Linked DNA regions of Mus musculus: all the other regions are linked to region 1. A link is a loop called in an ENCODE intact Hi-C map of the cell type or tissue named here. Cell type or tissue: heart. All regions are shown on one strand.

Region 1 (2,500 bases):
TCAAGGTGAGCCTTAGCTACATAGCAAGTTAAAGTGCAGCCTAGGCTACAAGAGACCCTGTCTGAAAACCGGAAAAGCTCAAAACAAAAATAAATATTTACATAAATGATAATGAATAAAAATTAAATAATAAATACAAAGGTCAAATCGTAGAATACTGCTTAGCACCAACTCTATCTCTTTCCCCAGCCCAGTTAGGAGCAAGGTTCTGAAGTCCTGCTAGCCTAAAACAACCAGGTGCACTTCCTCAAGCCAGTCAGCATGGAGCATCGTTACCCTGGCCACTGCCATGATCTAACCTGAAATTTATGTCCTTTGTGCCACAAGTAGGACCTTTCTACCCCAGACCATTTATGGCACACTACCATAACGTAGGCTTCTCTTTTTTGACTTTGCTTTTGAAGGCCCTATATAAAGAATTTGTAATTATCACTTCTTGGTGTATGCAACCGCAAAGGGTGAGCCATTTTTAGTACGGTGCCCAGGCAAGAATGTAGACTGGTACTGAATGTGCACAAAGTCGGAGGCTTACTCACCTACATTACAGCACAGCACAAAACAAAACAGTAAAATCCTCAAAGCTCATCGAGGCTCCGCCCCTCGACCCAGCCCTTGACCACGCCCCTTCTGCGCGCGCGGCTCGGCCCCGCCTTCTGCACGCTGCGGAGGAGATTGACTGGCAGGAGTCCCTGTGGCCTGCGGTGCACCGTGGAAGAGCCATGTCTAGTAAGTGGCTCGTGGTCTGGTTGTCCAGCTCCCAGCGGGAGCGGGGTCCTCCGTGCGGCGGTGCAGATGAGCCGGCTGGGTCCTTGCGTCCCCCGGTCAGCCATGCCGGTGGCTCTTGTCACCGGTGTCCGCGGCGCGGCGAAGCCCAGGGGCGGCTGGCCGTGCGAGCACAGGCCTCCGCGCGGGGCGTCCTGTGCTGTCGGAGCTGGTCAGCTTGCGGGTTGGGTGGTGGTGTCCAACTCGTGGCTCTGACTTCCTCGCCTCACAAAGCGGTGGATAATCACACCTCACTCCGCAGTTCCTCGTCTGTAAAAGTTTATAGTTGCACTGTCCTGGCATATTCATGTAAATGTTGTTCCCGTAATAGGCCCGTCACTCGAGGTGTTTTCGTGCCCTCCGCCCCGACTTGTTCATCTTCAAAATCATTAATCGCTTTCCGGAGAAGGGGAAGCAACAAGTCTTGCACACGGAGGACCCCAGTGGAGGGGTTTTCCTGCGTAAGCCTGCAGAGGGCGCTTTTGCACCGGCCCCTAACCTGGGTCGGGACCTTGTCCATATTGGGTGGCTTTTGGAAGAAGCTAGAAACAAAACTATAGTTTTATTATCCTTTCCTGCCTCAGGAGCAGAGGCAGTCTAACTTCCTAGGGTTAGGGGAGATATTAGTGAGTTTCTGTGATACTCTGGTGACAGCTCAAGGTCTGTTAACCTGAAAATAATGCCAGGTTTTGGTTTCATTTGTTTTTATACAGATTCTGGCACTGTTCAATTAAGAGGTGTTAGGGGCTAAATGCCTTTTTTTTTTTTTTCTCTCTCATCATATTTAGGATAAGCCAAGGAATGAGCGATCATAGTTTTTATACTTTTAAGGAGAGCTTCGGCCTTCTTCAGAAGCCAGGTTTTGTCAGTGTTGTCGATATACCCCTTTAGATTGCCAGTAGTTGGGTCAATCAAAAACCATGTTCAAATACTGCCTGATATCCTGTTTGAGAATCCTGGCCCTGGGTGAACTTAGTGGGCAGATCTGATGACTTTTTTTTTTTTTTTTTTTTTTCTTTTTTCCCCAGCTTTCCGCCTGGCCCTCATACAGCTTCAAGTTTCTTCCATTAAATCAGATAACCTTACCCGGGCTTGTAGCCTAGTGCGGGAGGCAGCAAAGCAAGGTGCCAACATAGTTTCTCTGCCTGTAAGTATCAGGGCAGCCTGCCCATTCTTCAGGAGCTGTGGATCCACCACAGTACTGCGTGCTGGCAGTGGTCCTCTTATGTCCCACCTCCAGCAATGCCTTTTGGAACCCTAATATTGTTTCGTATTTGTCTCATCTTTCACAAAGACTAGTAGCGACCTTTATCATAAGATGTCAAACGTGGTTACAAGTTTTGAACAAGATCACCTCCCCTGTTCAGACAAGCAGTAAGAAATCCATGGGGGGCTTCCTTAAAGACTCACTCAGGGCCTGTACAATTACTTGGTACCTTACCTAAGTCAGGCTTTTTATTGTCGTGTTTTAGGTCAGACCACATTGCTTTAGTACTGTTCAGTTTTTGAAAAATTGTCTCGAGGTTTGAGTTGAAGGTTGTATCATATTTGGTGGTAAGTACAGCCTCGGAGATCCTGAATGACCAGGGATCAGTTAGCAAAGGGAACACTTTGAGGAGCCAGAGGTCAGTTCCACAGGAGCAGTCTTACTTTGTTGTTTCAAGGCAGGCTTTCTCTGTGTAGCCCTAGTTGTTCTGTCACTTGCTCTGTAGCCCAGGGTGGACTCAAACTCAGAGAT
Region 2 (2,500 bases), 400 kb after region 1:
GTTTGCTGCTGTCCAGACTCATAAAAGTGCAACACATTTTCATGTCATTAGCATCCGAATGAGTCAATGTGCTGTTGGTACTGAATACATCACTTCTGAATTGTAATGCCAAAACCAATAAATAAATAAAATGTAAATAAAACTTTGGTTAATTGGGGGAATGTCCCTGTACCATTTAAAACATTTTAAGTACACTGCTAAGTTTTTGAAATCATGTTTAAGCTTTATATTTAATATTTAAGCCACAGATAAATATTATAGGTGAGGAAAAGTTAGAACTCTTGAGTGAGAATGCTTTTGCCAGGGACCATCGCCAAGCTGACACAGAGCTACTGCTGAGTTTAAAATCCACAACGGGAGGAGAGGCCCTTGGTCTAGCGAAGATCATATGCCCCAGTACAGGGGAATGCCAGGGCCAAGAAGGGGAGTAGGTGGGTTTGGGAGCAAGGCGAGGAGAGGGAATTAGGGGGCTTTGGGGATAGCATTTGAAATGTAAATGAAGAAAATATCTAATTAAAAAAAAAATCCACAAGGAACCACAGCAATTTCCTTATCACAGATGGCCAGGGTGTGGGTGGGTTGGAAATGAGAGAGCGGTTGTGCAGGTAGCTATCAGTTACATATTGAAAGGAAGACTACAGATTCTGGAATCTGACAAGCCAGTATTAGCCTCTTGACGCTGCGATTTCCAAGCTGTGTAAACTTTAGGATAAGCTTCTAAACGTCTCCAAGTCTTTTAAGTCTTTTTAGGAGGGAGCTCAGCTCACAGAACCATTTTTATTTATAATTTATAGTATAAATGATGTATGCTTATATATTTTATTATGCACACCCACACCCTAAAACACCAGTGTGCTCAGCACTGAGACTTGGCTGTTGAATTCAGTATTTGTTTTTCTGCTGCCTCCTTACAAATGAGTACTTGTTTGATTTTCGAAGGGATGGTGCCATCTAGTGTAAAACTGAGTTCACTGCATCCCCACACGTTGACTCCACTTCCATAGCAACGTGACTATAGCTGTTCCTTGTTCTTTATTTTACTTTTTTTTTTTACAATTTTTTATTTTATTTACATTTCAAATATTATCCCCTTTCCCTGTTTCCTCTCTGCAAAGCTCCTATCCTCCCTTACTTTGCTTCTATGAGGGTGCTCCCCCACCCACTCCCCACTCCCACCTCACCACCCTAGCATTCCTCTACACTGGGGCATCAAGCCTTCACAGGACCAAGAACCTCTCCTCCCATTGATGCCACATAAGGCCCATTCAGCTCCTTCAGTCCTTCCCCTAACTCCTCCATTGGGGTCCCTGTGCTCAGTTCGATGGTTGGCTGCAAGCTGCCGCATCTGTATTGGTCAGGATCTGGCAGAACCTCTCAGGAGAAAGTTGTATAAGGCTCCTGTCAGCAAACACATCTTAGCATCCGCTATAGTGTCTGGGTTTGGTGTCTGCACGTGGGATAGATCCCCAGGTGGTGCAGTCTCTGAGTGGCCTTCCCTTCAGTCTCTGCTTCACTCTTTGTCCCTGTATTTTCTTTAGACAGGAGCAATTCTGGGTTAAAATTTTGAAGATGGGTAGGTGGCCCCATTTCTCAACCGGTGGGGGGGGCGTGCCTAACCTCTGGATATGGTCTCAACAGGTCCTCCCTCCTCTTTGTGGGGTATTTCAGCTAATGTCCTCCCTGCTGGGTCTTGGGAGCCTCTTGCTTTCCTGACATCTGGGACTTTCTAGTTGCTACCACCAGTTCCACATCCCCCATTGCTACACACCTCTGTTCAATTTCCTGACCCTCTGTATATTTCCTCCATCTCCTCCCATACCTGATTCTTCCCCTCCTTTTCCTCTCCCCCTCTTCTCTTCCTTCCAATTCCCTTCCGCCTTCTACTTCCCTTGATTATTTTGTTCCCCCTTCTAAGTAGGACTGAAGCATCCACTCTTTGGTCTTCCTTCCTCTTGAGCGTCATATGGTCTGTGAGTTGTATCACCTTGTTCTTAATATAATGCACGCAGATAGTCGAGAATGAGGGGATTCCCCGGGGTTTGTGAACTGTGTTGCTTACACACAAAAAAAGAAGCAAACAAAGATTCGGTTAAACAGCTCATTCAACTGCAGTCATTTGCAAAATGTTTAGGAATACGTGTATAAACTAGACTTTTTGAAATAAACAAAACTACCTTTAAACAGATAAACAACCAAACAGCAAGTGCTGAGAATATTTCTAGAGAAGCCCAGGTTTTAACAGCAGATGCCAGTAAACTGACTGCTCAGAATATCACTTCTGCTACTACAGTGGTTGGACAGATCTTCGGTAAAGCCAACAATGAAAGCCAGGTAAAACACAAGATTTTATTTTTATTCACTTTACATACTTCTCCCTCCTGTTCACTCCCATCCACTAATCTTCCCCCTCTATCCCCCTTCTCTGAGTGGGTGATATCCCTGAATATTTCCCCACCCTGGCACATCAGGGGCTAGGCACATCTTTTCCCACTGAGGCCAG
Region 3 (2,500 bases), 450 kb after region 1:
TCTACAACCTCTTCTTTCCAGATTATTCTGGTAATGAGATCTCTGTGTTTCTAGATGTAGATTTTTTTAATAAAAAGTATGCTCAAATTACATCTATAGGCATTGTATGGTTTTTGCACAGATACTATAGGGAACTGTATCCATGTCTAGGACATACGGTATTATAGAAAAGAACATAAAGGAACATAGCAAAAGAACAAATTATAAAGAAAGAAGTCTGTATGAGACCAGAGCACACATCTAAGCTTTCTTCCTGGACACACTTAATTTCTTCCAGCAACAAGTCCCTAAACCATGTGAATAGTCTGCCAGAAGTTACTTGTAAGACTTAGATTGTAGTGTTAGATTATACCACTCCACTTTGCTTTATTTATTTATTTTTCTTCTTCTTCTTGTTAAAGGAGATTACGGGACCCACTGGTTGCTGTGTACTAAGATTCCTGGCACCCAGATTGCAAGCAGATTGAAATGTGTTCAGCGTAAAATACATTTATTCAAACACTTTAGACACAAGGGATGGCTCTTAATAAAGAACAGTGGAAGCATTGTTGAATTCTAGTTGCTCAGACACTAGTCAGGGACCAATGTGTAAGCAGTCTTTTCAAGGGTGAGTCCAAGCCGTGTTTGCTCCTTTGTGACTGAGTCACCTCACTCAGGATGATAATTCTCAAGTTCCATCCATTTAAACACATCCAAAGCAAAAAGAAAACTGAATTTAGGCGAGTGTAGGGTATGGTCAAATCTCTATCCTATAAAAGCCTTCTTGAAGCCTCGGTTTTTACTATCCAAGTTTGTCTTTTGCACCGGTGGGTGTGCCCTCTAAACTCGGATCTTCCTAAATGTTTGGGTAGAGCTTAGCTGGGGAACTGACTCATCCTAGCACTCTTTCGGCAAAGCGTAGGCACTCAATCCTGAATGAATGAATGAATGAACGTGTAGAAAGAAGGCGGAAAAGGGGTTCGTTTTTTCCGAGATGTGACAGACTAGCGCGTAGTCACGACAGCCACAAAGCAACAAGACCCAAACCTTTCTGGACAGATGCCCCACTTCCCCCAGGCTCTCGTAGCAAACCCAGCCCTGCAGACTACGCCCCGCCCACCCAGCAGCCAGACTTAGGAAAGACTGGCTGCCCGGAAAACCGGAAGTGCTGGTAATTCCCTGCGCATGCGTGTCCGCCTCGGCTCGCACTTCCTACACTCGGTCATCCAGTGAGGAAGCCGGGCCGCTCACCCGACGCAGCGGGGTCTTCGCCCGCCCCGCCCCTCACCCACTGCGCATGCGTCCTGACTGGCTTGTGCGCCTGGAGGCGGGGCGCCAGGGCAGTTTTTTTTTTTCTCCCCTTCGCTCCCGCCCCTGCGCTTCCCACCTGCCACGTACGGGACCGTGGCTGTCGCTAGGCTCGTCGGGTGCGTGCGATTGGCCAGCTCTGCGCAGCCTGCAGCTCGGCGAGGCTCGGCGGACGGCGGCGGAGCGGACGGGGTTTGGAAGCCTCCTCTGCGACACCGAGTGAGCCCGCAGCGGCCGGGTCAGCTGAGGTGGACGGCCTCGGCAAGCGGGGTATGTCCGCCGGAGTGAGGCGCGCGTGGCGACTCAAGGAGGAGGTCGGGGGAACCGGGAGGGCCGCAGGGCTTCTGGAACCTCCCAGCGCCGGGTGGGAGGGTGGGGCTGGGGACCGTGGGAAGGGGCTGGGAGGGAGGGCGCAGGGCCCGGGTGAGGCGGACGAGCGGCCCGGCATGGGGGAGGGGCGGCTGGGAGGGAGGGAGGGAGGGGGAGGAGAGGGCGCCCGGCCCGGCCTGACCTGGAGGGCGTTTGGCCCCGCTGATACCCCAAGTCCTGTTCCCTCCGGCCCCAGAGAGTAGAGGGGAGCCTGGGGGTACCTCTTACGGAGGTCGAGAACCAGGGATCGAAGAAGCCTGGGGCGTTTGCTCGGTGCTTCACCCTCTAGAGCAACTTGGAAGGTGGAGGGTGAATCATGGAAGACATAGAAAGGGGGCTTGAGAAAGCCCAAAGCGTTTGTGCCTGATCCCCGGGAGTGGCTTGGACGTTGGAGCGTAGACCTGGAGTTAATCGGTAGATTGAGGACACAGAAAGGAGCCCCATTCGGTCGTACACTCCCGTGCTTAGTGTCCTCTTGGGGCCCTACCCAGTTTTACTGATTACAGTTGCCAACTTTTGTTAAGTTGCCGTCTCTGGGCACGGTAGGGAGAATTGTAGATAGGTAATCTCAAAGATTCTACCAAAGTAGCTTGTTAGGCTCCCTTCGCATGTGCAGAAAGTACGCCGCAGAGAAGAACTTGAGCTCACATAGCTACCAGTGAAAATGGTTACATTCTTGCCATATACACTGCGTGTCATACAGATTTTGAGACCCACTTACAGTTTTAGAATAATCAAGGTTCTTTAAAGAAAGAAAAGAAAAGAGAGAAAGAAAAAATAGAGAAGAAAAAGGAGCCAGTTGGTGGTGGTGCACTCAGGAGTCAGAGGCAGGTGGATTTCTGAG

Evidence for each region. Peaks named below come from ENCODE experiments on the same cell type or tissue, not always from the same donor. Only the 100,000 strongest peaks of a DNase experiment are listed, where the experiment ranks them.
Region 2: a loop joins it to region 1, with 6 times the contacts of the local background. A loop is called at or near these places in 11 of 42 quality-filtered maps.
Region 3: a loop joins it to region 1, with 2.8 times the contacts of the local background. A loop is called at or near these places in 3 of 42 quality-filtered maps.

Annotation. Positions count from the first base shown.
Region 1 is chr16:57,165,507-57,168,006 of GRCm38, reverse strand. Nit2 (nitrilase family, member 2) reads left to right here and starts at 675. Exons shown (of 10, transcript NM_023175.1): 1 at 675-726; 2 at 1,791-1,909. The coding sequence starts at 720. It overlaps Gm16892 (a long non-coding RNA gene), which reads right to left and starts at 638. Exons shown (of 2, transcript XR_003951893.1): 1 at 537-638. In heart, a CTCF peak has its summit at 1,224 (motif pointing right); DNase peaks (open chromatin) are centred at 656 and 1,216; H3K4me3 peaks cover 1,453 bases; H3K27ac peaks cover 1,194 bases.
Region 2 is chr16:56,770,044-56,772,543 of GRCm38, reverse strand. Adgrg7 (adhesion G protein-coupled receptor G7) reads left to right here. Exons shown (of 16, transcript NM_172825.3): 5 at 2,185-2,331. Among named protein-coding and RNA genes, the nearest start is that of Adgrg7, 25 kb to the left of the region's middle. In heart, a CTCF peak has its summit at 955 (motif pointing left); no DNase peak of the experiment used is centred here.
Region 3 is chr16:56,716,242-56,718,741 of GRCm38, reverse strand. It overlaps Tfg (Trk-fused gene), which reads left to right and starts at 1,292. Exons shown (of 8, transcript NM_019678.3): 1 at 1,292-1,557. In heart, no CTCF peak of the experiment used is centred here; a DNase peak (open chromatin) is centred at 1,181; H3K4me3 peaks cover 2,248 bases; H3K27ac peaks cover 2,244 bases.